Regions from separate parts of the Homo sapiens genome. Here regions 1 and 2 are each linked to region 3. The links are chromatin loops, found by intact Hi-C in ENCODE. Cell type or tissue: CD14-positive monocyte. All regions are shown on one strand.

The links. Peaks named below come from ENCODE experiments on the same cell type or tissue, not always from the same donor. Only the 100,000 strongest peaks of a DNase experiment are listed, where the experiment ranks them.
Region 1: it touches region 3 in a loop (3-fold over the local background); 13 of 110 quality-filtered maps call a loop at or near these places.
Region 2: a loop joins it to region 3, with 2.9 times the contacts of the local background. A loop is called at or near these places in 12 of 110 quality-filtered maps.

Annotation. Positions count from the first base shown.
Region 1 is chr5:32,389,879-32,392,378 of GRCh38, reverse strand. It overlaps ZFR (zinc finger RNA binding protein), which reads left to right. Exons shown (of 20, transcript NM_016107.5): 12 at 1,942-2,104. Among named protein-coding and RNA genes, the nearest start is that of MIR579, 3.3 kb to the left of the region's middle. In CD14-positive monocyte, no CTCF peak of the experiment used is centred here; a DNase peak (open chromatin) is centred at 1,218; H3K27ac peaks cover 2,500 bases.
Region 2 is chr5:32,413,488-32,415,987 of GRCh38, reverse strand. It overlaps ZFR (zinc finger RNA binding protein), which reads left to right. Exons shown (of 20, transcript NM_016107.5): 5 at 801-1,019. Among named protein-coding and RNA genes, the nearest start is that of MIR579, 20 kb to the right of the region's middle. In CD14-positive monocyte, no CTCF peak of the experiment used is centred here; no DNase peak of the experiment used is centred here; H3K27ac peaks cover 944 bases.
Region 3 is chr5:32,589,099-32,591,598 of GRCh38, reverse strand. It overlaps SUB1 (SUB1 regulator of transcription), which reads right to left. Exons shown (of 5, transcript NM_006713.4): 3 at 1-36. Among named protein-coding and RNA genes, the nearest start is that of SUB1, 4.8 kb to the right of the region's middle. In CD14-positive monocyte, CTCF peaks have their summits at 1,050 and 1,251 (motif pointing right); a DNase peak (open chromatin) is centred at 1,228.

The DNA of each region.
Region 1 (2,500 bases), 200 kb after region 3:
CTTTATGAAGTTTCTGCCTTTGTAACATATTGGGAATTCTCTTCTATAGCTAGATTATACAGTGCTTTCCTCTTTCACTGATAATACCAACTATTAAGCATCCACAGTGTGCCAGGAACTGTATTAGGTAGTGAGCACAAATTGGTAAACAATGGATAAAGGTCCCTGCCCTTATTTGACTTAAACGTTGTTAGCAACAACAGTAAACTATTAGAAACTGAAACGAACAGGATTTTCCAGAACGTTTAAGCTGTTTTTATTCATTTTTTCCTCAAAGCCTAAATAACATAGATAGAAGAATGGTTTCTATCAGTCCCTAGTTGGTTAATCCTAAAAAGCACTGCTGGCTGGGCACGGTGACACACTGCCTGTAATCCCAGCACTTTGGGAGGCCAAGGCGGGCAATCAGTTGAGCCCAGGAGTTTGAGACCAGCCTAGGCAACATGACAAGACCCCATCTCTACAAAAAATACGAAAATTAGCTGGGCGTGGTGGTGCACACCTGTATTCCCATCTGCTTGGGGGGCTGAGGTGGGAGGATCACCTGATCATGGGAGGTCAAGGCCACTGCAATGGGTGACAGAGTGGGACTCTGCCAATTTAAGGGAAAAAAAAGCACTGCTTATTCCCAACCTGAGGAAATTGGTAGTTTCTGTAATGGTAGTCAGGAAGCGCACTTCTTTCTTATATGTTAACAGATGACATTAGTAAAACCTTAACCTAATTGTTAACAGAATTTGCTGTAGACACATGGTTTCCCTTGGGAATTATTGGTATCCTAGTTTGAAGTTGAAAATGAGGAAAGAACTGGGAGGGCAGAGGGGAGGAGATGGTAAAAAAAAAAAAAAAAAAAGAGTAGATTTCGCATATGTTGGTCAGTAAAGCAGAGGCTGTACACTAGCTGCCCACATTCTGAGTTCAGCTCAGAGGTGTTATATTTGGTATGCATAGTATTTTGTAATCTGAACCAGCAACCGTGAAGTTTCACAAAAATCCTGATGACCTCAGCAACACAGCCTGTGCAGTAGTCCCTCCTTGTCCAAGGGGGTTACGTTACAAGACCACCAGTGGATACCTAAAATCGCAGGTTGTACCAAACCCTGTATATGCTATATGTTTTCCATCTGATAACGGTGTTAGTTACTAAGCAACTAATAGGCTAGTAGGGTGTATACTGTGTGGACATGCTGGACAAAGGGATGATTCATAGGTGGGATGGAGCTGGACAGCGCAAGATTTCATCACACTGCTCAAAATTGCACAAGATTTAAAACTTACGAATTGTTTCTTTCTGGAACGTTCTTTTCTATATTTGTATACTGTGGTTGACCATAGGTAACTGAAACCACGGCGATGAGAATGGTGGGGACTATTGTATTCCCTTATGGCAACAATTAATAGGAGCTGAGTTGCAGCAGCTGTTATCTCTAGCCAGGACAAGTTCTTTACCATAATTCCCAACACCCTTAATGTGTCCCCAACAGTAAGACTGACTATGACTTGCCATTTATCACTGCCTTGCACTGTTTTTCTTCATAGTAGAGACATAGGAAAGAGCATGTTTCTTTGAGGACATGAAGAAAATTCCCAAATGTTGATCTGTGCACTTCAGGTCATTTACTCACAGTGTTGGCCTGCCTCCTTTAGGTGGCATTGGGTTTCTAATTCATACTTAAAGCAGGAGAGAGGTAAGAAACTGAGGTTTCTGATGCCTGTTCTTTTTACTTTTTCCTCAGGCTGAAATTTTCTGCTTTTCATGCTCTTTTCTCTTTCATTTACTTCGCAATGAAAGCAAACATGGAAAATCAGATACATTTGGGAAGAAATTTTAGCTAGGCTGATGTTGGTGGGGTTTTTTATTGCTTTTTATGTCACTATTGATGCAAGTTCTTGGGCTGTATTTTTCCTCATATGCTTATAATGTCATTCTTTATGTTTCAGACGTTATGAAGAGGACATGTACTGGAGGAGAATGGAGGAAGAACAACATCATTGGGATGATCGCCGCCGAATGCCAGATGGAGGTTATCCTCATGGTCCTCCAGGCCCATTAGGCCTTCTGGGAGTCCGACCAGGCATGCCTCCTCAGCCTCAGGGGCCTGCAGTGAGTGTCCACGTTGGTGATACAAGGGGTGAAAGTTTGACTGGTTCAGCATTAGAAGAAAACAATTTTGGAGGGGCTAATGTTTAGACTTAATAATCTTGTAATCTTGGTAGTTTTTTTGAGACAGAGTCTTGCTCTGTCGCCCAGGCTGGAGTGCAGTGGCGTGATCTCGGCTCACTGCACGTAACGTGCGCTTCCCAGGTTCAAGCAATTCTCCTGCCTCAGCTTTCCAAGTAACTGGGATTACAGGTGCTCACCAACACACTTGGCTAATTTTTGTATTATTAGTAGAGATAGAGTTTCGCCACGTTGGCCAGGCTGGTCTTGAACTCCTGACTTCAGGAGATCCGTCCGCCTGGGCCTCCCAAAATGCTGGGATTATAGGCATGAGCCACC
Region 2 (2,500 bases), 180 kb after region 3:
TCTCAAAAAAAAAAAAGATAAAAGTTCTAATGTACTTTTACTTAACTGAACAAAAAATGAGCTTGGCCCCGTGATTTTGGGCCTTTTTCAGAAATAACATTTATGTGCTTTAGTGATCATTTACAAGTGATTATTAATTTAGTCATAAGGCTTCTAAGACTCTTTCAAAATATACATTGTTTTGAGTATGTCAGAGGCAGCAAAGAAGTTGACAGACATCAGTGGCAGCCATTTAAGAATAGCTGCATTCAAGTTATTGACATTTGAAAAATTATGTAGTACCTTGTTAGATTGTAGTTCACTATGGAAAAATCAGTTAAAATGCAATGAATGGTATATGAACAAGTTTCATATGATTAAACATTGAAGTTTTTACTGTGAATTGAAATATGTACATTGTAACTCATTCTGTCCTGTTTCCAATATTAAGCCTAACTGAAGTAGACTGACTAGTGCGCGCGCGCGCGCGCGCACACACACACACACACACACACACACACACTCCTTTTCAGAAAAGTTTGTTTAGTGGTAGCACTGCTATTTCAGTTAGTTGTAAGTTTTGCCAAAATAATCATTTTGGAAATACATAGAAAGCATTTGGCAGAAGATAGTATATTTATTTGTATATTCTATTCATATTGGTAATAAGAGTTTTATGCCTTTTGCTAAGGAGAAATTGCTGGCATAAAATTTATAGTTAATGATGTTTGTACCTATTCTTTCCAGCTTTTTAAGGATACTGGTACAGTAACTATAGTGGCTTACTCTTCTAATTTTCTGATGTCTCTTTCCTACTTCAGCCCCCAAAGCAGGTTACAGCCAAGGTGCAACTCAGTATACTCAAGCCCAGCAAACTCGACAAGTGACAGCCATAAAACCAGCCACACCAAGTCCAGCTACCACTACTTTCTCCATCTATCCTGTATCCTCCACCGTACAGCCAGTAGCAGCTGCGGCTACTGTGGTGCCATCCTATACTCAGAGTGCTACTTACAGTACCACAGCAGTTACATATTCTGGTAAGACTGATAAACTGTGTTTAAATGAGTAAACAAATTAGGAAGAGACTTAGTAGAAACTATCTTGATTGTCTTTGAAATTACCTTACTCCCAATAATAGGAATTAAATTAATTGATAGACATAAATATAGGTACATAATGTGACTGTTCTGTAAATTGTATGCTTTTTTGGGGGCGTGGGGAGGAGAAGATCTTAGAAGAATATAATATGTTCTTGGGGGTTTTAAGGCTCATTATGAGTCTTGGGCTTAGCATTGCAATTAAAGGAAGTAACACCGAGTTTTCTACAGGATTGTTTACTTTCCTGCTTTTCCAAATGAAATTGAAAACTCAAGGTTAATACTCAGGGAATACCACAGACAAATTATTTCTGTTTATTTTGGCTCTCGAAGAGCTATTTATTATCAGAAATAGTTCATCATGGAAATGTTGGGTAGCCCTTTCTAAACATCCATAAGATGGTGGTTATGTAACACACCTTTTTTGGAAGAACAGAGTACCTTTATTTTCCTTAAATAATTATATATTTCTCCCAGAGAGGTACAATGGCTAAAACCTTTTTGTGTCCACTGCTGTTGCCAATTTCTAGCTGAGGAAGTTTGCATTTTCACAGTGATTAAGATCACACATTGCCTTTTTTGTAGAGACTCAGCTTTTGTATTCCTCCCAGAAGATATGCTGTGAATGACACTCTTTTATTTCTCAGAGATTTCTTATCTCTTACTCTAGGGTGCTAGGGATACAATGATGAATTAGGAATGCACGGAGTGTTTGAGAACTGCAGTTCATTGTGGCTGGAATACAGGATACATGGGGTAAATGTCAGTAGATGAGGCTAGAAGTGCCAGAGTATGTAAAGCCATGTGTGCTCTGCTATGGTGTGTGTCTTTATCTTGTGGGCAGAAAGGGAGCTGCAGAGGCTATATTAAGAAATGGAGCGGTGTGAGCAGATTTGTAAGTTAACCGGACAACCAGGTGGAAATGAATTGAATGAGGAGACATTAACATCTGAGAACTCTGGCTGGAGTGGTGAATGATGAGGACCTGCTCATCATTCACCAGTATGAATGATGGTAGAAAGACATTTTATAATCTATTAAAGGCATAGTACAGGAGATTCCTTATTTAGGAAAGAAATCTTTTGTTAAGATCTCAAGAAAATACTGAATTTATGATTCCTAGATCTGTCATTTAAGATAGATAGGACTTTACTGTCTCTCCCTATTTGGTTGACTAGCTATAATTGTAACTAGGATTATATTACAATGAAATCTGATTAGTCACATTTTTTTTAAATGTCCACATTAGCTTCAACAAAATAGGAAGTACCAGAGTAGCTTTTCCTGTTCATTGTTTCTCTCTTATATGTGCTTCCTTTCCTTTCTCTTTCTCTGGTTGTCTATACAGTATGAAGATAATTTTTATTTACATGAGTAATATATTATTATTTATAAATTAGAAACTATTTTTTTAGAAAGAG
Region 3 (2,500 bases):
AGGTTTTTCTGGAGCAACTTGCTTTTTCCTCTTTAACTAGAAAAGAATATGGTTAAAATTTGCACACATAAAAATAAAACATACCCCAGTGTCAAAAGATCCCATTACTTTTTAAGATTTAAACAATCAAAAGACTACATCCAAAATATCATAAATATATACATAAGCAAGTTTCACTCAACAACAAAACTATGAATCTAACCAATCCTTCTGTCTAGTAATGTTTTCAAACTCTGTTCTCAGGATCCCAAAAGACACTTCAGGCATTATAGTAGTATTAACCACAGGAACGGTTATTTTGTGGTTTGGGATCCCACATACGATTTCTTTGGTAGAAAAAAAAATGGAGGGATCTTGCTACTTCTGAATAAACCTGGAAACCACAGTCTACTAAGGCTAGTCAGTTACTTATTTTACGAAGCAGATATACTAATTAAAAAGAATATAACCAACTTATTCCATTTCCAGGATATGTTTATTTATGTCCTGCCTATTCCAAAAGGAATTTATGCTGGCTTAAGGAATTTATGGGCCGGGCGCGGTAGCTCACACCTGTAATCCCAGCACTTTGGGAGTCCGAGGCGGGAGGATCACTTGAGGTCAGGAGTTCGAGACCAGCCTGGCCACATGGTGAAACCCCATCTCCACTAAAAATACAAAAAAAGTTAGCCAGGCGTGGTGGTGGGCACCTATAATCCCAGCTACTAGGGAGGCTGAGGCAGAGAACTGCTTGAATCCAGGAGGCTGAGGTTGCAGTGAGCCGAGATCGTGCCATTGCACTCCAGCCTGGGCAACAGAGCGATACTCCATCTCAAAAAAAAAAAAAAAAAAAAAAATTAGCCAGGCGTGGTGGCACACGCCTGTAATCCCAGCTACTCGGAAGGCTGAGGCAGGAGAATCGCTTGAACCCGGGACGCGAAGGTTGCAGTGAGCCGAGATCGCGCCATTACACTCCAGCCTGGGCAACAAAAGCAAAACTTCATCTCAAAATAAAAAATTAAAAAAAAAGGAATTTACAATTAGGCAAATCTTTAGAGAGCTATTTTGCACTGGGCACTGACAGCCAGCAACTCAAGAACTTCCTCATTACAAAAAAAAAAAAAATCATTGTAGACAGCTATGTGTTAGACTAGCTTTCAAAAATCACAACGTTGTTTTAAAAACAGCATTATTTTAAAAGCTTATTAGAAAGTCGCATTCTCAAAAAGAGCTAACCCATAAAAACCACTACAATACCCAACCCAAACAGAAGAGGGCAGTCATGTTCCTTCTTGATGGAATAGTATAAATATTTTAATGTTACTAAATTAATTGAATGTTACCAAATTAGATGAAGCTAGGAAAAATATTATATACATGTAAAACATGAAATGAAAAATGTGGTATACAAGGTTAAGTGTTTACAAGAGTAATATTACTATTTGGGACAAACAAAAAGTTAGCTCAATATGCAGAAAGCAATTATTCTATAAATCAGGCTCTAAGTATTCCCTGTGGAATAGTGCATGTCTGGCAAATAAAAGCTCAATACACATGTGTTACATCAACATACTCAAATACTATATAGGGTGCAAATTTTAAAATTAAGAAATTTACTCAAGTATAGTCTTTGAAGCCTTATTTTACCCTTCCATGTGTTGTTATATTCTATATTTATACTTTAAGGTTGCAACTTCTCCAATCTCCCATACGCTCTCCCCTTTTCTTTTAGCTAAAATTGCTAAGCTTCAGGAGGAAAAAAAAAAGATAGGGAGCCTGCTTCTTTTGAATAAACTTTCGGAAATCACAGGTCTACCAGTGCTAGTCATTACTTACTATTTTACAAAGGATATATACTAATTAGGAAAAACACGACCAACTTATTCTATTTCTAGGATATAAATATCTCTTCAGATATGTAAAGTTCTATGCGATAAAAGACAATTCTGCACGGAAGACTTGACCGCAGAGTGAGACGCTCAGTTATGCTCCACTGAGATGCTCAATTTAGCGAAATTCACCAATTACGGTGCAGCTGTCATCTAATGCAGAAAAAGCCTATCTTGTCAATGGGTTTCAAGTTAGCTTTACTGCGTGCTGATTTAATTAAATGGAAGGGACCAGAGCACAAACTTAGTACAAACTTAAAAATGTACCAAGTCTAAAATTCAGAAAACCTTATGTGCAGAATAAACACCAGTAACTAAGAGAACTGTCAAAATTAACATTTTATGGCCACTCATGATGGCTCACACCTGTAATCCCAGCACTTTGGGAGTCTGAGGCAGAAGAATTGCCTGAGGCCAGGAGTTTGAGACCAGCCTTAGCAACACAGCAATACCTGGTCCCTACAAAAACATTTTTTTTTTAATTAACCAGGCATGATGCCTGTAGTCCCAGCTACTCTGGAGGCAGAGGTGGGAGGACTGCTTGAGACCAGGAGGTCGAGGCTGCAGTGAGCCATGATGGTGCCACCACACTCCAGCCTCGGCAAGAGAGTAAGACCCTGTCTTTAAAAAAA